6 separate regions of the Homo sapiens genome follow, and regions 1, 2, 4, 5 and 6 are each linked to region 3. Evidence: chromatin contacts called from ENCODE Hi-C or POLR2A ChIA-PET data. All regions are on one chromosome and are shown on one strand. Each heading gives the region's core, a stretch centred on a gene start or an enhancer-like site at or near the end of the contact. The rest is flanking DNA. Distances are from core to core; before and after follow the strand shown. Region 1 holds the start of HDAC2 (histone deacetylase 2). Region 2 holds the start of MTRES1 (mitochondrial transcription rescue factor 1). Region 3 holds the start of CDK19 (cyclin dependent kinase 19). Region 4 holds the start of RTN4IP1 (reticulon 4 interacting protein 1). Region 5 overlaps CRYBG1 (crystallin beta-gamma domain containing 1). Region 6 has its middle 31 kb from the start of MARCKS.

Evidence for each region. A loop is a pair of places that touch in the nucleus more often than their neighbours do. ChIA-PET counts read pairs that join two places held with the same protein, here RNA polymerase II (POLR2A). Pooled maps may share reads with other maps.
Region 1: a loop to region 3 is called in a map of CD8-positive, alpha-beta T cell, with 13 times the contacts of the local background. The contact joins the promoter of HDAC2 here to the promoter of CDK19 in region 3. A Hi-C loop is called at or near these places in 2 of 168 maps with a recorded cell type or tissue (CD8-positive, alpha-beta T cell and naive thymus-derived CD4-positive, alpha-beta T cell) and 8 of 50 pooled maps. POLR2A ChIA-PET finds 5 or more read pairs at or near these places in 1 of 52 experiments (activated T-cell).
Region 2: a map of B cell shows a loop between it and region 3 (21-fold over the local background). The contact joins the promoter of MTRES1 here to the promoter of CDK19 in region 3. A Hi-C loop is called at or near these places in 1 of 168 maps with a recorded cell type or tissue (B cell) and 6 of 50 pooled maps. POLR2A ChIA-PET finds 5 or more read pairs at or near these places in 1 of 52 experiments (T-cell).
Region 4: a map of CD4-positive, alpha-beta memory T cell shows a loop between it and region 3 (20-fold over the local background). The contact joins the promoter of RTN4IP1 here to the promoter of CDK19 in region 3. A Hi-C loop is called at or near these places in 1 of 168 maps with a recorded cell type or tissue (CD4-positive, alpha-beta memory T cell) and 6 of 50 pooled maps. POLR2A ChIA-PET finds 5 or more read pairs at or near these places in 1 of 52 experiments (T-cell).
Region 5: a loop to region 3 is called in a pooled map, with 13 times the contacts of the local background. The contact joins the enhancer-like site here to the promoter of CDK19 in region 3. A Hi-C loop is called at or near these places in 2 of 168 maps with a recorded cell type or tissue (both naive thymus-derived CD4-positive, alpha-beta T cell), 1 of 37 single-sample maps with no recorded cell type and 9 of 50 pooled maps.
Region 6: a loop to region 3 is called in a map of transverse colon, with 32 times the contacts of the local background. The contact joins the enhancer-like site here to the promoter of CDK19 in region 3. A Hi-C loop is called at or near these places in 1 of 168 maps with a recorded cell type or tissue (transverse colon). POLR2A ChIA-PET finds 5 or more read pairs at or near these places in 1 of 52 experiments (BJ).

The regions. Positions count from the first base shown.
Region 1 is chr6:113,969,669-113,973,152 of GRCh38, reverse strand. It overlaps HDAC2 (histone deacetylase 2), which reads left to right and starts at 2,005. Exons shown (of 14, transcript NM_001527.4): 1 at 2,005-2,296. The coding sequence starts at 2,245. It overlaps HDAC2-AS2 (HDAC2 and HS3ST5 antisense RNA 2), which reads right to left and starts at 3,452. Exons shown (of 10, transcript NR_125845.1): 1 at 2,875-3,452. RefSeq lists silencers at 1,495-1,674, 1,650-2,093, 2,035-2,334, 2,545-2,864 and an enhancer at 1,510-2,488.
Region 2 is chr6:107,026,823-107,030,030 of GRCh38, reverse strand. It overlaps MTRES1 (mitochondrial transcription rescue factor 1), which reads right to left and starts at 1,832. Exons shown (of 4, transcript NM_016487.5): 1 at 1,760-1,832. RefSeq lists enhancers at 1,114-1,213, 1,324-1,433 and a silencer at 1,544-2,013.
Region 3 is chr6:110,814,072-110,817,511 of GRCh38, reverse strand. CDK19 (cyclin dependent kinase 19) reads left to right here and starts at 2,043. Exons shown (of 13, transcript NM_015076.5): 1 at 2,043-2,503. The coding sequence starts at 2,376. It also overlaps a transcript of AMD1 not described here. RefSeq lists enhancers at 1,743-1,822, 2,396-2,948, 3,183-3,292 and a silencer at 2,463-2,772.
Region 4 is chr6:106,628,124-106,631,819 of GRCh38, reverse strand. It overlaps RTN4IP1 (reticulon 4 interacting protein 1), which reads left to right and starts at 2,322. Exons shown (of 9, transcript NM_032730.5): 1 at 2,322-3,072. The coding sequence starts at 2,799. QRSL1 (glutaminyl-tRNA amidotransferase subunit QRSL1) reads right to left here and starts at 2,242. Exons shown (of 11, transcript NM_018292.5): 1 at 2,115-2,242. The coding sequence starts at 2,138. RefSeq lists enhancers at 2,011-2,070, 2,101-2,240.
Region 5 is chr6:106,518,526-106,521,937 of GRCh38, reverse strand. CRYBG1 (crystallin beta-gamma domain containing 1) reads right to left here. Exons shown (of 22, transcript NM_001371242.2): 4 at 485-2,807. Among named protein-coding and RNA genes, the nearest start is that of RTN4IP1, 110 kb to the left of the region's middle. RefSeq lists enhancers at 972-1,021, 1,762-2,251, 1,474-2,673. Within about 2 kb of position 2,162, at least 24 of the 41 ENCODE cell types and tissues checked have a DNase peak (open chromatin) inside an H3K27ac peak, as active enhancers do.
Region 6 is chr6:113,824,396-113,827,713 of GRCh38, reverse strand. No RefSeq gene overlaps it. Among named protein-coding and RNA genes, the nearest start is that of MARCKS, 31 kb to the left of the region's middle. Within about 2 kb of position 1,738, at least 12 of the 41 ENCODE cell types and tissues checked have a DNase peak (open chromatin) inside an H3K27ac peak, as active enhancers do; they include transverse colon, where a contact is called at or near this core.

The sequences.
Region 1 (3,484 bases), core at 756-3,255, 3.2 Mb before region 3:
CACCAGTTTCTAAAGGTAATGTAACTTGCTTCTATTGGTTTAAAATTATTAAATAATAAATACGTTTCTCAGCTAGTCAAAAGATATGTCCAGGCTCTTCTCACAAGTTCAATGTTAGGTGCTGTGGGTGCAAACAGTAATTTAGTAATTGTCACTGTTATTATAGTAATCCTAATAATCCCTTATTCACATAATTCTTCATTTTTTAAAAGTATTCCATATTAATTTTCTTATTTGAGATTCTGAATATTACTCTCCAAGTAATACTGCCCCATTTTACAGATAAGGCAATTCAAAAAACGTTTAAGTGACTTGCCCTAAGTCACAGGCACTAGAGAAACTATTACATGCAAGATAAACCTGGTCCCTTCATTTATGACACTCCATTCATAGTGGGACATTCAGACGAGTTGTGGGCAACTGCAACATGGTTAAGTGTTGAGCTACAGCATACAACGTACATGGCATGGAGAACAGTCTTGGCGGGAGAGGGGTCAGGGAAGTCTTCCCAAAAGAAACAAAGTGTCATTTCAGACTTCATTGTGTTGGCCCTGGGGAAGAACATTCACTTCTACTAAATTCACTTATTCTGTTCTCAGAATCTTCCAAGTTGATTTTGTACTTGATAGAGCACAACTTAGAAGGTCAATTAACTTTACCTCTAGGCCAGTGTTTCACTCACCGTAATTTCTCTAGCAACTTCATCAGTCACCTGGGGTCTTGTTAAAAATACAGAGGAGGGGGCGGAGGGAGGGCAGGGGCCACCCTGGACTTAACTTTTTCTAAATCTCTTGGGGGTGAGGTTGGGGAAAATTGCTGCTTTAAGCATGAACACTTTCGGGATTTTGAAGTCAAACAGCAAATTAAAAGGGGTATTTTTGGTAGTGGCTCTTAAATTCCAGCATCAATACAGCCTTTTTTTTTTTTTAATAGGGGTGTATTTGGGGGGTAGGGATAGCAATTTTATATAACTGGGATTGGGTGCTATAAAACAGGCTGTTAGCCTCCAGCCCTCACCTGCAAGGTGGCTGGCTTAAGGTAGGTACTTGATAAATGTGGATTTATTTAACAGAGGAACACTTGTATTCATAACCTCCAAGAGTTTCGAAAGTCTTTCTGCTCCAATCTTCCAGTGTCTAGCCAGCAGCATTGCTGCAGAGTGGAACAGCTAGGGTGCGTGGAGTTTGCAGAATGAGTTCAAACCTCCAGACTTATCAGTTAGCAGTAAGAACAAGTTCCTTAATCTGCCTCCACCTATAAAGAAGGAGTACAATTGCCACTTACCTCCTAGAGTTGTTGAGAGTCTTAAATGAGATTAAATATTATAAATAGATTATCAATGGAATATATTATAAATGCAAGTGCTTAGAACTGTACCTTATAAATGAGCTCCACAGATGCTTATTAAAACCCGAGCGGTGCCCTCTCCCCTTAACATCCGTAATAGGCCCCCTTACACCTCATACCCATTACGAGTCAAAATAATAATAATAATAATAAATAAGTGAACAAACGACAAACGAGAAAACTAGGCTACCAGGCACTGGGGCGATGGGCCACAGCCCGGCGGGGTAGTGGGCCCGGAAGGGGCGCGGGAGTGGGCTCTCCCCGCCGGGCTCGCGGCACGTGGTCGGCTTGGGCGGGAGCTTCGCGACAGTGGGGGAGGGGAGCAGCGTGGGACGCCGAGGAGGGGTCCAGACCGCCAAGGCTACGAGGCGCCGACTGCGCAGGCTCGGGGACAGGCGCAACCACTGCGCGCAGACCTGAGGGGGAGAACGTCCACCCGGCTGCACGCTCCCTGGATCTACTTGCGCAGCGAAAGCTTGTCTTCTTCCTCATTTTAACACTGTGTATGGCGCCGCCTTGCGCAGGTTGTTCACCCTAACAGGGCCTCTAACCTCGAGCCCGAAACGGCCTCCTTCTCCAGCCGTGCCCCTTCCTCCCCCGTGGAGGCCGCAGTGGATGCGCTCACCTCCCTGCGGCCTCCTGAGGTGGTTTGGTGGCCCCCTCCTCGCGAGTTGGTGCCGCTGCCACCTCCGATTCCGAGCTTTCGGCACCTCTGCCGGGTGGTACCGAGCCTTCCCGGCGCCCCCTCCTCTCCTCCCACCGGCCTGCCCTTCCCCGCGGGACTATCGCCCCCACGTTTCCCTCAGCCCTTTTCTCTCCCGGCCGAGCCGCGGCGGCAGCAGCAGCAGCAGCAGCAGCAGGAGGAGGAGCCCGGTGGCGGCGGTGGCCGGGGAGCCCATGGCGTACAGTCAAGGAGGCGGCAAAAAAAAAGTCTGCTACTACTACGACGGTGAGCGGCCGGGCCGGTGTCGGGGTGGGCGCGCGGGGCCGGGCGCTGGGTTCCGCGGCTGCCGTCGCGAGTGGGCGCCGGGGCTGAGGGGTGGGAAGGAGGAGGGACCGACATTTGGCCGCATCTTAACCCGTTCCCGGCCCGGCACAGTTAGAACGAGACCCTCTTCCTGGCGCAGCCCCCGCGGTTCCTGCGGGCGGGAATCAGGGGGCCCGCCCGTCTTGTCTCCTGCCTCTCCCCCTTCGGCCGTGCAGTCCGCAGCCTCGAAGGTGGCCGCCGCTGGGGACGGCGCCGGCCTACCCCGCCTTGGTGGTGGCGGCGGCGAAGGGGGCGGCCCATTCTCTCCCTTCTCCCGCCCACCATTCGTGGCAACGCAGGTTTGGGGTGCCCCGCGTCGGCCTCCTACCCCCTCGACCCGTCCCCCGCGAGGCAAAATTTCTATCCCGGCCTTGACTCTACACAAAGCCCCGCGGCCGCGAGAGCTCCGCCCCTCCCGTCCCCTTCCCTCCTCCTCGCCTGCTCGCCTCCCCTACCCTGCGTTCGGTCTGGCCGGAGCGTCTTCTCCTTCCTCGGCTTACCCTTTCCCCGGACCCCTCCTCCCGGTGGGCGCTGGAGAGTAGTTACTGAGGGTGGGGGCTCAGGTCGCGTGTGGCTTTATCACACCCATGTTTTGCGTGGGCTCCAACCCTCTCCTTTGTTCGCTGGGTTCTTTGAGCGCGTCTTTCTCAGGATTCAAATGGAAGGGCTTCACTTCCTCAATAATAGTTCGGGTTTTCCAGTTTCAGGCAGAAAGACTTCGTAGGAAATAAGAGGTGGTAGGGAGATGTGGAACTGCTACTGCTTGTGTTGTAGATCAGACTCCATGGGTCCTGGCTTGCCTCAGAGAGGTGGTTACCACCCACTTCTTTGTTGCTCTTTGTTCGATCAGGAAATAGACCCTGCTTTGGGGATTTAGAGAGCATTGGTATCTTGCAAAGGCTGTTCCTAGGTGGTGGGGAATCCTGGTATGGGAAAACTTTGAGAAGTGGGAGAAGTGCAGAAGTACTAAATATTCTAATGAGGTAAATTTGAGGTCACCGTGTAGTGAATTATAAAAGTCAGATAATTTAATTATCTTAAGCATTCTATAATTTGGAGTATGAGCAGTAACATTAAATCTTCGAATCCTGTTTCCTGTGTTTTCTTGCT
Region 2 (3,208 bases), core at 583-3,082, 3.8 Mb after region 3:
TATAGTCTAGTAGGGGAAACAGGTAGACAAAAAAAAAAACACCCTGTAAATTATATGATAGCTGGTGGTTAATGCACTGGGGGAAGAAAGTGGAGCAGGGTAAGGGGGATTGAGAGGGCAAGATGAGGTCAGGCAGGTGGCTCACGCCTATAATCCCAGCACTTTGGGAGGCCAAGGCAGGAGACTCGCTTGTGTCCAAGAGTTTGAGATCAGCCTGGGCAACACAGTGAGATCTAAAATAAAAATAGTATGGGCGCGGTGGCTCATGCCTGTAATTCCAGTACTTGGGGAGGCTGAGGCGGGCGGATCACTTGAGGCCAGGAGTTCAAGACCAGCCTGGTCAACATGGTGAAACCTCGTCTCTACTAAAAATACAAAAATTAGCCAAGCGTGGTGGTGCACACCTGTAGTCACAGCTATTTGGGAGGCTGAGGCTGAAGAATCGCTTGAACCTGGGAGGGGGAGGCTGCAGTGAGCCGAGTTCACACCAGTGCATTCTAGCCTCGGCGACAGAGCGAGTGTCAAAAAAAAAAACAACAAAACAGGCCGGGCGCGGTGGCTCACGCCTGTAATCCCAGCACTGTCGGAGGCTTAGGCGTGCGGATCAGGAAGTCAGGAAATCGAGACCATCCTGGCTAACACGGTGAAACCCCGTCTCTACTAAAAATACAAAAAATTAGCCGGGCGTGGTGGCAGGCGCCTGTAGTCCCAGCTACTCGGGAGGCTGAGGCGGGAGAATGGCGTGAACCCGGGAGGCGGAGCTTGCAGTGAGCAGAGATCGCGCCACTGCACTCCAGCCTGGGCGACAGAGCGAGACTGCGTCTCAAAAAAAAAAAAAATAGCCGGGTGTGGCGGTGTGCGCCTGTAGTCCCAGCTGCTGGGGAGGCTGAGGCAGGAGAATGGCGTGAACCTGGGAGGCGGAGCTTGCAGTGAGCCGAGATCCCGCCATTGCACTCCAGCCTGGGCGACAGAGCAAGACTCCGTCTCAAAAAAACAAAACAAAACAAAACAAAACAACACCCTGTGGAATAAAAATTGATCAGGAGGACGGGTGCATTCGAATGAATCAGGAAAAGAACACGCAATGATGGACCCTGGGAAGTGACCTGATGGAAGTTCATTTTAAAAGATCTCTTTGGCGTTGGTGTGGGATGAGTGGAGAGATGATCACGGCAGAATCCCATAGGAGGTTTTGGGTGACATCTTCAGGAGAGGTATACAATCTGAACTAACCGAAGACTGTAAGAAAAGCAGTGTCTGTAAAAAAAGCAGCGCTGACTTTGACCTGCTTGACGCCAGGAAACGCTCCACATTCCTGAGCCCGTTCACCGCTCCGTAAGATGGAGAAACTGGTCTAAACGCTTTGAAGTCTAATGCAGCTAAAGATCCTTCCCTTTACTTGGAGACCTCGGAGGCTGTGGGCTGAGACAGGGTCGGATTCCTCTCGCTCCCTCCCCACCCCCGCGGGCAGTGCACCTTCCTGGGTCCCCAAGGTCAAAGGAAATGGACAACTGCGTCCCCGGGTTCGCAGTCTGCATTCGGAGCCAGCAGGAGCGACAGGAGGCAGGAACGGAAGGCTTCGCCGCGCTCAATTACCACAGTCCCTGCGCAGCCCTGAGCTCGCGGGGCGTCCCGAGGCTGGCAGGACACGGGACACTCACGGGGAGACCCGGCGGGAGCGTGGGCGGGGCGGAGAGGCGAAGTGACAGGGGGCGCGGGCAGGGGGCCCGGCGCGGCGCGCCAGCAGAGGCGCACTCACCTGTACGTCAGGCCCTCTCGTCCCTCCCCGCGGCCGCGCGGACTGCAGGCCTCCAGGCTACCCCTATCTGCGCCCCGCCCCTTCCGCCGGCGCCGGCGCAGTGAGAGCGGGTCGGGCGGGGCGCGAGGCCAGGGCGGCAGCGAAGCAGCGACCCCTGCTGGAGGCCGCGTCTTGGAGGACTGCGCGGGAAGTAGGCTCGGGGCACACCATTCTCCCGGGTTCACGCCATTCTCCTGCCTCAGCCTCCTGAGTAGCTGGGACTACAGGCGCCCACCACCACGCCCGGCTAATTTTTTTGTGTTTTTAGCAGAGACAGGGTTTCACCGTTTTAGCCAGGATGGTCTCGATCTCCCGCCCTCGTGATCCGCTCTCCTCGGCCTCCCAAAGTGCTGGGATTACAGGCGTGAGCCACCGCGCCCGGCCATCTTAATTCTTTTTTCTTTTTTTTTTTTTTTTGAAACCGAGTCTCACTCTTGCCCAGGCTGGAGTGCAGCGGCGTAATCTCAGCTCACTGCGACCTCCGCCTCCCGGGTTCAAGCGATTGTCGTTCCTCAGTCTCCTAAGTAGCTGGGACTACAGGCGTGAGCCACCATGACCGGCTAATCATCTTAATTATTAATGAAGTGATCCTTTCTCTGGGACCACTAACCCCTTTGAACATTTTTTTTTTTGACAGGGTCTCACTCTGTTGCCCGGAGTGCAATGGTGCGATCTCGGCTCACTGCAACCTCTGCTACCCAGGCTCAAGCTGTTCTCCCCACCTCAGCCTCCCCAGTACCTGGGACTCCAGGTGTGTGCCACCACGGCCTGCTAATTTTTGTTTTGTTTTGTTTTGTTTGTAGAGATGGGGTTTCGCCATATTGCCCAGGCTGGGACTCAAGAGAAGCGATCTTCCAGCCTCAGCCTCTTAAAGTGCTGGGATTACAGGTGTAAGCCACCGAGCCCGCCCTCTTTGAACATCTCCAAGAGATATAGGCGTTGTTTCCAGAAAAATGTGCAAATACGTCAGACTCGCAGTTTAAGGAAACATCTTTTCAAGACCAACGCAATTTACACGTGAGCCAATTCCCCTTTCCCTCCCAACCAACTATCCATCCATTCGTCCATCCATCCATCCATCCATCCATCCATCCCTCTCTCATTAGGTCTGTCTGTGGAGAACTCTGACTCATACACCAAACAAGATGTCACCCTGCAACATTCTAACAAAACTTCTAGTCAAAGTCACAGATGACCTCTGCAATGTAAATCCAAAGGTCTGGTCTCATTCCTCAACTTACTTGAGTTATAGGATACCCCATTGGTTTCACCTACCTCACTTGCCACTTAATCTTCTTCCCTGTTTTTTCTTTTGTTTTGTTTTGTTTTTTTGTTTTTGAGAATGAGGCCTGCTCTGGCCCCCAGGCTGGTGTGCAATGGCATGATCTCTGCTCACTGCAACCTTCACTC
Region 3 (3,440 bases), core at 794-3,293:
TCAGCCTCCCGAGTAAATGGGACTACAGACACATGCTACCACACCTGGCTAATTTTTGCATTTTTAATAAGAGGCAGGGTTTCACTGTCTTGGCCAGGCTGGTCTTGAACTCCAGACCTCGTGATCCACCCGCCTTGGCCTCCCAAAGTGCTGGGATTACAGGTGTGAGCCACTGCACCCAGCCTGAAGAGACTCAAGGTCTAAGGAAGTTTTCCAGGAGTGGGTGATGTAGCAAATAAGGTAAATCATTCCCCCTCCCACTAGTTTTCCAAGTTTCTTTCAAAACCTAGCAGGCAGTTCACTATTCTTTCCTTATCTACCACTTTGGGTAGAATTGACAATTCCCTTCTTTGTCCTCCTAATGAATGTGTTATGTCCTATCCTAGCACCAATCATGTTTAAGTGTGTATCCCAAACATTTGGGACATTAGGCTCACCATTACAGGGGAGGAAACCCTCTTAGGTTCTTCAGCTGGTCTATAAACTAAATTGATACCAGTCAGGTTAACAGGAGAAAAAGTTTTAATTACGTATGTATGCACAAGAGTCCCACAAAATATGAGACTCAAAGAAGGGCCAGATGTTTGACACTTATATTACATCCTGACCTCAAAAAGGAAGTGGGGCCCGGCATGGTGGCACGGACCTGTAATCCCAGCTACTCAGGAGTCTGAGGCAGGAGGATCCTTGAGCTCAGGAGTTGGACGCCAGCCTGGGCAACACAGCAAGGCCAGTCTCTTCAAAACAAAAGTGGGGTTTGGGGCTTCCAGGAGTGGTGGAGACAAGTTAAGAGAGGATAAGAGGAAAAAATGTCTAAGGTGAATAAAGGTTGACTTTTATGCAGATAAAAGTATCTCAGATGATACAAGTTGACTAGCAGCAGCTCTCTTTCTGGTAAGATTCCTTTAATTACGAAAATTTCCTTTAGAAATGTAAATTTCTCTTTACAAAGGAAGAGTTATTCTTTATTTTAGGCAGTAGTGGGATAAGTGAAGCATTTTCCTGTGTTGGCTGGATCTTAATTTATTTTGCTAAAAGACATCAATATGCCAGAGTGGCGTATTTTGGGGTGGCATATTCTGGACTCCTTCAGTTATAATTTGGGGTAGTGTGTCCTGAGCCCCAACACAATGAAATCAATCAACGTTCACCCTAACTAAAGGGGCTTTCTTAAACATTCTAGAACCTCACATCATGCATAGACCATAAAAAATCCTTTACAATTCAACCCAAAGGATCGTAAACGCGGCTTCCTCCAGGCACTTTTAATTGTCCTTAGACAGATGGCCAAAGCCTGGTTATGGGAACCGCATATGCTAAGAGAAAGCTGACTACAGCGCCAAGAAAATGATGATTGGCTGCTGGGGCTCAGAAGTTGCATGTTCTCCTCTGGCCAAGGCAGGCTCTAGGAAACTGCTGAAGGTTCAGTTTTTGAAATACGGTTTTTGCATCGTAAAGAAAAAAGATCAACCTATCAGGAAGAACCGAGCACATCCAATCACCAATCAAGAGCGGGAAAGAAGCCAAAGCCTGGGGATACCCACGCACCAACGAGGACGTCATTCTCCAGCCCCCGCCAATGAGCAGCGGGACGGGGGGCGGGGCAATAGGCGGACCCACTGCCCTAGAAAAGAAACAAGCTGCGGTACAACTGTCCTCACCAGCCCTCGCCTCCCGAGTCACTGCAGCCAACCCTTCAGCAAGGTGCTGATTTAATGCTTTCCATACTCTCTGCGTGGGGCTAGTTACAGTGAAGTATCCCCTTCCCACTAGAGTAAGGCACTTCTTTCCAGTGTCTCCCCGAGAACCGCAGAAAGCACACTGGAACTTCGAGCTTTCTACCTTCACAGGAACCGGGAGCCGTGCGCTACCTGAGGGGGAGGGGCGGCCCTGGTACGCAGGCGCGCATGCTTTGTGGGGGCGAGGCTGTGGTGGCCCGAGGTAACCTGGGAGCTGTATTTCTTACGCCGGCAAAACCGCCCAGGCCGCTGAGGCCTTCGCGACTTCATTTCCCAGGAGCCTCCGCGACCATGGGGCGGGCCAGTGAGTTCGCTAATGAGCTCGAGGAAGCCACGGCGCGGCCCACCAGGTTCCAAAACAAGGAAATGAAGGAGGGAGGCGGGACTGGGGGTGCCTGCGGGAGCCGCCGCCGCCGTCGCGGAGGAGGAGGAGGAAGAGGTGGAGGAGGTGGCTGCTGTGGCCGCCGAGGAGTCCCTTGCTGAAGGCGGACCGCGGAGCGGCGGGCGGCGGGCGGCGCGCGCGCGCGCGCGAGAGGCGGCTGTTGGAGAAGTGGAGCGGCGGTCGCGGGGGGAGGAGGAGGAGGGACTGAGCGGCGGCGGCCCCCGCGTCCCGTGCCTCTATGGGGGAAGCAGACAATGGATTATGATTTCAAGGCGAAGCTGGCGGCGGAGCGGGAGCGGGTGGAGGATTTGTTTGAGTACGAAGGGTGCAAAGTGGGACGCGGCACCTACGGTCACGTCTACAAGGCGAGGCGGAAAGATGGGTAAGAGCAGGGGCGGGAGGAGTAGGCTCGCTCGGGTCCTCGCCCTGCCCGCGACCTGGCGGGATGGGTGGGTCGGATCCCAGTCGGGCCGTGCCCGAGGGGCGAGGCGGAGGGGGTCGCGGGGTTGCGTCCGGACACCGACTCCGAGGGGCGCCCGTTCCGCCCGCCTCCCCCGCGCGGCCCCGTCGCGTACCTCGAACTCCCGCGGCGCAGCCCGGTCCGAGGCGTCGGTCCCGTCCCAGAGGGGCGCCCTCCGAGTGCTCGGAGACGGCGGGGGGACTCGAGTTGGGACCGCGGTGGAGGAGGAGTTTGTGGGGTCTAGTCTCTTGGGGGAACGCAGCGGGCAGGCAGAGCTCCGCTGCGGAGTTGCCGCTCCGGCCCTGGGTAGTGACGGTCGTTGTGGAACTTCCAATCGGCTGAGCGCCTCGCGGGGGCGGCGGTTTGAAACCTCGCCGGGGAGCCTGTCGGGCGAACGCGGCCTGGGGTCCTCGCCAGCCCCACGGCTCTGACCCGCTGGGCACCGCCGCCCCCAGCAGCGATCTCCGCCCTTCGGGCTGGCCGGCCCGTTGGCTTCTCTATGCAGTCCTCCCATCCCTGTTGTATGCCCGGCGTCCCGGGTTTCTCATTCTCACATTCTGAATTGCGTACCTTCCCCCTTCGAAGGAGACCTGATGGGCTAGCTGCGTTTCGCAAGCGGCAACTTAAGAGTTGGCTGAATTCTCTGCTACCCACCCTTTACCTTGCAGCCCCTTGGGTATCTTGGGTATTATGTCCTCCACTCCATCCTCTGCCAGATGACTGTGGGCTGGGGCTTATGGAGTACCTATATTATCAAGAACGGAATACGAAGTGACAGAGCTGGGCCTGAACCTTTGTTTTCCTAGGAGTTGAGGGAGAACTGTAGGAACACCTTGGGAAGCCTTTACTGGTTGTCCTC
Region 4 (3,696 bases), core at 1,073-3,572, 4.2 Mb after region 3:
TGGAACGTTTGTAACACAAAGAAATGATAAATGCTTGAGGTGATGGATACACCATTTACTCTGATGTGATTATTATGCATTGTATGCCTGTATCAAAATATCTCATGTGCCCCATAAATACATACACCTACTATGTACCCATTAAAATTTTTTTTTAAAAACAATCATAAGACTGCAAAAAACACAACCTTGCACAAAGGCCATTGCAACCTTCCACACACACGAGTACTTCTGTAAGAATGTCTGTCCAGCAACTGGCCATCCAACCTTGGACTGATGCCACCTTTGTGACTGATCCTTGTGGCCAAGGATAACTGATTCAAAATAATTTAAGTAATCCTTCTCATTCTGTCTTTAAAAACATCCCTTGCCTCAACCTTCTTGAATAGGCACATAGTTTACAATATTACACATATTCCCATTGCATTGCTACTCCAAAATAAATATTTTCTTTAGAGTCTCTTTCTGTTACTTAGATTGACAGTGGAAAAGGCAGAAAAAGGAAATAACATATTTTTATAGGTTGTATTTAATTTTAAAACAAGTTTTGGGTGTTGTCTGTTTATTTATTTTTATTTTATTTATTTATTTTTTGAGACGGAGTCTTGCTCTGCCGCCCAGGCTGGAGTGCAGTGGCGTGATCTTGGCTCACTGCAAGCTCCGCCTCCCGGGTTCACGCCATTCTCCTGCCTCAGCCTCCCGAGTAGCTGGGACTACAGGCGCCCGCCACTACGCCCGGCTAATTTTTTGTATATTTAGTAGAAATGGGGTTTCACCGTGTTAGCCAGGATGGTCTCGATCTCCTGACCTCGTGATCCACCCGCCTCGGCCTCCCAAAGTGCTGGGATTACAGGCGTGAGCCACCGCGCCGGGCATATTTATTTTTTAAAGAACAAATTTGATTCGACGCAATTTAAAATGATAACATAATAATGTATTTTGGGGGAAGAACTATTATTTAAAGCCTGTGGATTTCAATTTCTCATTATATATTACAGCTATCTATAATTATAATTCCACGCTGCCAGCTGGGAAACAAACAAAACGACAACTTCTAGGGTGGAATAAAAAGGAAGATGGAAGGCAGTTTAGGTCATCAGCGCCTACTTCTTACCAGAAATCACCTGGAGCCTCCATTAAACCATACTCCCGAACTTACCACACAGCTCTAATTAAGTCTAGAGTGGGGCATAGTTTTAGTTTCAACAGGTGCTTTATGTGACTCTGATAGCAATGGGCCTGCAGACAGTTCTAAGGTTGAGTGACGTGAACCAGGAAGCAAAAAGACCCGAATTAAAGCTATAACAGCAGAAATAACGTAAGAGGGCAGATTCCAGCCATATCTGCAAGATAGAATGAAGAGGGCTTAGTGATTTATTGGATATGAAAGATGAGGAAGAATCTAAAGGCAAATGAGATAATAGTTGTGCCATTAAAAAGAGTCTATTAAGAATTCAGAAATACCAGAGCTTTTTTAAGACGGGGGTTGAGAGGTAAGTCCTGTTACAATGATTACTTCAACACCGATTAAAGTGAATTTGAGGGTGCTTATGTGACATTTAGAAGAACTGCCCAGAAAGCATTCACAAATACAGTCTAGAATTCAAACACGACGTCCAGGACATGGAGACACGGGTTAGGAAATCACTGGTATCTTAGTGGTAGGTAAATCCTAGAGAACGAATTCTTTGAAAAAAGCCAAAAATTACTCATTTGAATTTTGCAAACTACAGTTTCGCCGGGCTTCTTAGCGACAACTGCAGCTAAGTGTCGGGGACAGAAGAGAGACTGAAGTGGCCCCGCAAGCCCCCTTTGGCAAAGCCCACTCCGAGACCATCCGGATCCCGACCTACACCAGAGCAAATGTCTAATGGTGAGAAGCCGCTTCACCACCCTACAGATCCGCGGTGCAGAGATTTCCCTGCTAAGGTCCTAACTCCTGAATGGGTACGGCGAGTACACCCGAAGAATCGAAAGGTACTTATCCCCCACTCAGTTCTAGAGGAAGCAGCGAGGTGGGCCAAGATGCGTGGTAAGGCCCAGGGACTCTTTGTCAACGAAGTCCGTTAAACTTTCCGCCCTCCCGGGGGCCTCAGCGGGCCAATTCCACTCACTTCTCGGAGGCTCCGGCCCAGCATGGTCCTCGTGCCCAGCCTGCCACCACAGGAGCCAGGCAAGGGGGAAAAAGAGGTCACCGGTCGCTAGTGATGTTACATGGGCGCAGCCATCTTTAATTGTCACTGAGCCCTTCAACACCGAGTACTTGGATTGGTTGAATTGCAGCCCGAGGAAATGATCTTTGTAGGCGATTGGTTGGCGCCGCAAAGCCATCCCGGCGGCTAAGGAGAGCGGGCAGGCAAGGAGATTCCGGGCCAGGGTCGCGGCGGCAGTCGGCAAGCGTTCGATTCTCTGGCGTTGGATCGCGAGCGGTGTCTGCTTGTCCCGCCGAGGGCTCCCAGGACAGGGCAGGGATCTAGGGGGTTTGCGCACCTGCTTTTTAATGCCCCGCCCCCCCTTTTTTTTTTAAAGTGGAGGGGGTGAAAGTGAGGGAGGAGAATGGACAGAATACTGACTGGAACGTTAATTCGAGCATTTCATATGCGAAGAGCGGAATAACAGTTCCGTATTCTTCTTTCAGTTTCTCCATTAGATTAGCTTCATTTTCGAATGCTCCGTTTTGCATGCTTAATTTTGAAACTAGCCCGTGGTTTGGCAGAATTTGACTGAATTCAGGGGTGAGAGTTTGATCCAGTCCAAGTGTATTTGAATTTGAGCACGCAGTTCAACCAGTGTTTACAATGGAATTTCTGAAGACTTGTGTACTTAGAAGAAATGCATGCACTGCGGTTTGCTTCTGGAGAAGCAAAGTTGTCCAAAAGCCTTCAGTTAGAAGGATTAGTACTACCTCTCCTAGGAGCACTGTCATGCCTGCTTGGGTGATAGATAAATATGGGAAGAATGAAGTGCTTCGATTCACTCAGAACATGATGATGCCTATCATACACTATCCAAATGAAGTCATTGTCAAAGTTCACGCTGCCAGTGTAAATCCTATAGACGTTAATATGAGAAGTAAGTTTTCAAAAGACATTGTTACCTTTTTTAAAAAAATCACTTTCATAAGGTATGCCGTTTTAAAAAATTGACTACGCTTCTTTGGTTTACATAAATGAATCATTTAGGTTTTTAACAATACCTCTGCAAATATTTCCAAAATTTTTGAAATTGCAATGGCCAGGGAATCCTTCTGGCCATTTGTATTGACAAAATATAAGCTTGATTGTTTTCATGCGTCCTTAAATATGTAAGTTCAGACTTGAGAACTGTGTCTGTAGCTAACTTTTTTTTTTTTGAGACTGAGTCTCACTCTGTCACCCAGGCTAGAGTGCGGTGGCCTGATCTCAGCTCACTGCAACCTCCGCATCCTGGGTTCAAGCAATTTCTCCTGCCTCAGCCTCCCGAGTAGCTGGGATTACAGGCGCATGCCACCACACCGGGCTAATTTTTTGTATTTTTAGTAGAGATGGGGTTTCACTATGTTGGTCAGGCTGGTCTCGAACTCCTGACCTCAGGCGATCCTCTGCCTCCGCCCCCTAAGTGCTGGGATTACAGACGAGCCATTGCGCCCTGCCTATGTTTGTAGCTAAATTTCTGTCCAGGGAACTTTGTGGTATTCTGAGATCCGTCACAGGCTTC
Region 5 (3,412 bases), core at 913-3,412, 4.3 Mb after region 3:
TATGGTAAAACCCCCGTATTTGTATTTTCAGTCTTTACTAAAAATACAAAAATTAGCCAGGCGTGGTGGCACGCGCCTGCATTCCCTGCTACTAGGGAAGCCGAGGCAGAAGAATCGCTTGAACCCAGGAGGTGGAGGTTGCAGTGAGCTGAGATTGCACCACTGCACTCCAGCCTGGGCGACAGAGCGAGACTCTGTCTCAAAAAAAAAAAAAAAAAAAAAAAAAGATCATGTGCCTTAGAGCATTTGTAGCTTTATCTCCCTGCAAGACTACAGATGCCTTCAGTGAAGACTCTTAGTACATTTTTTTCTTGCACTCTAACGGTCCCTTGTACATTGCAGGTTTTCAAATATGTGATGAATGAATAAAAACTATAGCACATAAGCTTAACCATTTCTAAAAGAATAACATGAGTTGCTCATCATCCTTCTCTTCCCTTGCTTTAAAAATACCCCAAATAAATAATAACACATTGCTACTTACCATTGTGTCTGATAATGACATTCCAGAAAAAGAAATGCTTGGGTCATACCGGCTTGATTTGAAAAGACCCATGAAGTCGGTGTCACTGTTTGCACAGTTTGGCAAGTTTGATTTAATAACACTTTCAATATGATTAGCCTTTTCCATATCATCATTCTTCAGTTTTGACAATTCAGAAAATTTAGTTTCTGGCAAGTGTAGGTTGCTTCGTGAATCCAGATCTTCTTTGGTTTTCTCTTTTTGCGGGTATTTTTCCATGTGGCTTGGACTTTTCAAACTGGAGTGTGATGTACTTGACGAGTTGAAATTGAAGACCTTTAAGGAGTTGTCGGGCAGAAGATTTGACTGTTCTTTGTTCAAACCACAGGGCGGGGCACCCTCAGTCGTGGGCTGTGACACTGAAGACTGAGATAGGGAACCGTTCTGAGAAGTACTGAAAGCCGTGGTCATAGTGTTGACTGATGTCACAGAAGGAGAAAAGATTTTGTCTTGTGGTAAAGAAGATAACAAGCTTGAGAAAAGTGCACTTTTTTCTAGTCTCGATCTCTTAATGCCACCATTTGTGACGTCCCTGTTCTCTTTGTCATTGATTTCCGGCATCACCAGAGGCTCACTGTTCCCATTAGTGTTGGTGTGCAGGGACTTGAAGAGGACGCTCTGTTCAGCAGATGCACGTTTGGGTCTCAGTTTGGATTTTGTGTCAAGGTTCTGCATCAAATGTAAAGCCGGTGACATTTCTGGCTGACTTTCCTTCTTCTTCCCCAAACCAAAGGTAAACACTTTGGGATCAAACACCTTTTCTAAATGGTCTTCGTGAATAGGAGGCATGGCAAAGTGAGGAGCAGGAGAGTTTGGCATCCTGGCCTTCTTTCTTTTCATGGGCATACAAACTGCGCTATCCATCTGTTTTATAATTTCAGTGAATTTTTCCATATCAGAAGAAGAATCAAATACACTATCATCACTACCAGCAGAAATGTTCAAAAGGCTGGCAGGGCTATCCTGGCCATTTGTAACAGTCTGATCTGGCCTTTGAGGAGTGGCTAAGTGATTTCCGCTGCTGGGAGAGTTGGTGGGACTGGATTCAGCCATCAGGGGTGTTCTGCTGCCCTGACTTTGAGCCTGAATAGGCAGAGTTTTCTCTGATGCTGGCGGTATGACTTGTGGGCCAGATTTTGCCGCGAGCTCTGCTGTGCAATGAGAGTGTTCATTGCCCAGTACTTCCTCTTGTGGGGGAGCACAACTTGCAACGGAAACCACTTCAGGTTCATTACTGTGACAAGTTGGCAACTGCACTTCTCTAACTTCAGAGCTCTCTGGGATGACCTGGGAGCTCACATCCTGGGTGCTCTCCACGGGGAGCACGAAGGACCTGACCTGGACGAGGACTCTGGATGGACACTCACTTCCCACAGCTTCTGGACTACGCTCTGTGGACAAAGGAGGGGTTGTTTCTCCTCCAAGTTCTAAAAGTGGCATTTTCTCATTGTTCTGACGAGACACAGGCAAAACACATCCTTTATGGTTTTCTGACACTTTTAGATCAGTGCATGGGAAACTGCTTATGGGTGATTGAACACATGTGTCTTTGGGAACATCCCCAGGAGCGGGTGCAGACAGTGAAAGAGAAGGCCCAGGAGATGACTCAGCAGGGGACTGTGAGTCAGAAAATGTATGCTGTGGCTTTGGCATGGCCGTTGGAGGTAAATCTTTGGTATCCACAGTGGTGGGGATGTCTTGTGCTGTATCGGTTACATTTTCAAGTACAAGGCTTTTGCTGTCTGCAGCCTCTGAGTCCTCCTTCTCTAAGAGCTTATGATCCTTGACAGGAATCAGAGCAGAAGCCACTGGTTCTGAAAGGCAGCCAGCATCTGTTTGTACATCTGCTTTATCATCTTGGTTAGGCTGAGGACCAAGAGCTTGATTCTCAGAAGAGTCTCCATTCATTCCTCTGGTTGCTGGCAGAATCTCTTCTTCCGAGACGGTAACTTTGGTTTCTATAGCAGTTTCCTTAACCAGCACACCATTCTGGGGACTGTTTGGCATTACTTTCTTTTCAGGTTGCTCCATTTCTTTGGCTTTTTTGGCTAAATTCAGCTTTGCCCTCCCAACAAACGTTTTACTAGAGGCAGGAGTATTCCTTTGGCCTCGAATGTCAGTGTGTCTTGGGCTACTGTTTGTCCGTTTGTTTTCAAATAAGGAGATTTTGGTGGCAGTGTTGCCTTTGTGAACTGGCTGGCTAAATGGATTGTGCTCATTTCCCAAACTGTCAAGATTCTTAGGGGTTTTAAGATTTAGTTCCACATGTTTGGGCTTGGCAGGGCTGTGAGGAAAAAGCAGGAAGATAAAGTTATTGACCTAGTTTTAAAAAGTGAACACACAAACCAATTAATTATAAAACTATGAAAAGCCAACATCTCCCTGATATATAACATTTGGAGTGTGGTGTGTGTGTGTGTGTATGTGTGTGTGTGTGTGCGCACACATGTGTTTTTAAGACAAGGTCTTGCTCTGTCGCCAAGACTGGAGTACAGCAGTGTGATCATAGATTGCTGCAGCCTCGAACTCCTGGGCTCAGGCAATCCTCCTGCTTCAGCCTCCCAGGTAGCTGGGACTACAGGCACATATCACACACCCAACTAATTTTTTTATTTTTATTTTTTTGTAGAATGGGGTCTATGTCACCCAGGCTGGTCTCAAACTCCTGGCTTCAAGCAATCCTCCCATCTTGGCCTCCCCAAGTGCTGGGATTACAGGCATGAGCCACCATTCTCTGCCACATTTGTTTTTTAATGAAACTATTTTTAAATAGTCCTAAGTACACTACCAACTATTTTTAATGGGTGTTTTGCTTGCATATGAGGGATCGGAAGATTATATAGCCAAGAAACTCTAGGGATGAGGGATGAACTAATTTATTGAGTACGT
Region 6 (3,318 bases), core at 489-2,988, 3.0 Mb before region 3:
CCCATAGGAAAGAATATATCTTTGGGAAACCAGGAGTGATGATGATGGACAGTAAACTAGAGGAAGGGATGTTGCAAATACCAAACTAAGATGATTAGGCTCTTCTATAAGCAAAGATTAGATACAAAAATTTTTTGAGCAGTTGAGTGCCATATCAAAGAGACATTTTCAAGAGATTTCTCAGGTGATGGCATGTGAGTTGGTGAGAGAGCTTGGAGGCAGAAAAAATCAGAAGAATTAGTTACTTGTGCAAGAGTATGTGAATATCTTGGAACAGATATAAAGGTGTAAGGCAGAGAAACTAGAGCAGGAGAGTGGAATCCTCAGATTATAAAGAGATGACCAATAAGACATTGCAATTGAGTTTGAGGATAAGGAAAGGGGTAAATAAAAACCCATTTCTAGGTCTTGTGTTTAGATTATGTTAAAAATTGTGATACCATTGATAAATGGTGGAAAATCAATTTTGGAGGAAAAATAATGCATTCAGTTTTAGGCATTTTCAGGTTGAAAATGCAATGATGGAATGTTTGGGTGCAGAGGAGGCAGGCGCTAACCAGTTTGTTGAATGTTCAAGACTGGAGCTTAGAAGGGAGATCAGAGGTTAGAAAGTAAATACAAGGCCTACATGTTAGCTCACACTTGTAATACCAGCATTTTGGGAGGCCAAGGCAGGAGGATCGCTTGAGGCCAGGAGTTTGACACCAGCCTGGACAACATAGTAAAGACCTATCTCTACAAAAATATAATCAAAAAGTTAGCCAGGCATGTGGTGCATGCCTGTAGCTCTAGTTACTCAGGGGGCTGAGGCAGGAGGATTGCTTGAGCCCAAGAGTTTGAGGTTGCAGTGAGCTATGATCATGCCACTGTACTCTACCCTGGATGACAGAGTGAGACTCTGTGTCTAAATAAATAAATAAAAAGGAAAAACATATAGATGAAATGATGAAAACATATAGATGAAAGTAAAAACATATAGATGAAATGATGAAAAAGAGTTGTCCACTTACTTCCTTTGTTGTAATTTCTCTGTTATAAGCTCCTTGAAGGTAGGACGAAGTCCTATTTGTTTTTGTTATCTGGCTTTGCATGTGAAGCACCTGGTACATAATCTGCATTTTATGAGTCATTTTTCTGGAAAGCTACTTAGACCCATATGCAACCCTATGTTACTTGTGCTAACGAGATACAAAGAGAACACTTAGGTGTAAAATTCACAGACAAGTGAAATTTTTAGGTAATAGCCTCAATCTTCCCTTTCTCCTAGAAAATAATTTATTACTACAAGTTACCAAACTAAAATTTATATATATTTTTTCATCTGATGATAGGTTGAAAGGCTTTAAGCCCATTACAGATAGGAAGTCTTAGTTAATTGCTATTTTGTGCTTGCTGATTTCTCAGGTCCCTTAAAATTTTAAGAAATCTAAGTTTAAGTTGGGTGAGAAGGAACTAGATAAAGCTACAAATCCTTGACATATTAGGAGTGCACATTACTCCAAAACCTCTATTTATCTTTTTCTCCATGTTTCTCTGTAAATTAGCCCAGCACTGAGAAATGATGGCTGAGCCTTGTAAAAGAGTACCTTCTGGTTCAACTTCTGTAGCTTAATCTGCTTCTCCCCTCCCAGCATGGGAGAGCTCAAGTAATGCATGTTTCCAAGTGTGGAGGGAAAAAGTCAGGGCCCTGTCTCTGCCAGCCCAGCAGTTCTCAGAGGAGCTGGAGCGTTGCCCGGTTGCTCCTGGGAATTGTGCGGTCGCCAGTGCAGCTGCACTCCTCATTACATGGTGGCCAAGAAGAGTCTCTTTCTATGCGCTGATTTTTCAGCTCATAGACATTGAGGCACCAGGATGTTGTAGGGGATTGGGGAGGCACTCTGCCCTATAAATATGACTTTCCCAAAGTTGCCCCTCCTTCTCCTCACTCTGGCCACAGTTTACACAGGAACACAGCAGAAAGATTGCATATTTAAGTCTTTTCTTCCTTCAAGGGAGAGACAGTCACCCCTGCTTAGGTGCAGAGAAAGAGAGGAGAGTGGAGAGCAGAAAATAGGCCTCCTTTAGTCTCCCTTCAGTGGCTGGAGGAGGTGTGGCACAGTGGGAGAGCCCCAGACTCAGAGGCAGTCAGAGATCTGCTACTGGGACTCTATCACCCTGGACCTTCATTTCCTCTTTGCAAAATGAGGGGCTCTAACTAGATCTCTAAAATCTCTTTCCTGGCTGGGCGTGGTGGCTCACACTTGCAACCCTAGCAATTTGGGAGGCGGAGGTGGGTGGATCACATGAGGCCAGGAGTTCGAGACCAGCGTGACCAACATGGCAAAATCCCATCTACTAAAACTACAAAAATTAGCCGGGCGTGCTAGTGCACACCTGTAGTCCCAGCTACTCGGGAGGCTGAGGCACGAGAATTGCTTGAACCCGGGAGGGGGAGGTTGCAGTGAGCTGAGATCGCACCACTGCACTCTAGCCTGGGCCACAGAGTGAGACTCTGTCTCAAACAAAAACAACAACAACTCAAAACAAACCAACAAAGAAACAAAAAGAAAAGTATCCTTCCTGTCCTAATATCCTATTTTTTTTTTTATTTCATGAGATGAAAAACAATACACACTCCAAGTTATTCTTGACGTAATTCCACTAGAGTACTGGGCAACATCTAGCTCATGTATAAACACTTCTCCATGCCTTTTGAAATACTTTGGAGGAGAATACGGAAAAGGTAAATCTGAGAGAACACAATTAATTCTGACATTTCTGTTAAATTTGGAAAACTACAATCTTGAACTAGAGTTTGTAGGTTGGCCAGAACCTAAGTTTTGAGGAGGTATCTTCTAGGCTGGACTGATTTATGCTGGCCTTGAGCATGCAAGGACTCCCAGCCTGAAGGACTGCGATACAGTTTGGAGGCAAACTGTCTTTGATTAAACTGTTCCATCTAGTCCTGCTCCTGGTTACTGAGGGTGTGCTGTTAGTTACCACTGTGAGTGAGAAGTGGAGTCCACGTAGATACTTGGCAACGGTTGGCATCTATGTGGTCATGTGTGTTGTTTGTGCTGAAATCCCATAATACCTCCAGGCAGTTTAATTCTGTGGTGGAACCAACTTGAATAATTAAACAAAGCTAAGATTTGACAACACTGCACTTGTGGTACAACACAGCTGTGATTCCATGGGCTCAGCAGGGAGAAGGAGTTGGAGGAATCTGTCATAGCAAAAGCATGCTTTGTAACAAATAACAATTTAGCAGACATCCAAAGTGCTATGGAACAGAGGCTATAAAGAGTATGGTCTGTCAGGAGTGAATGGGTCATGGTG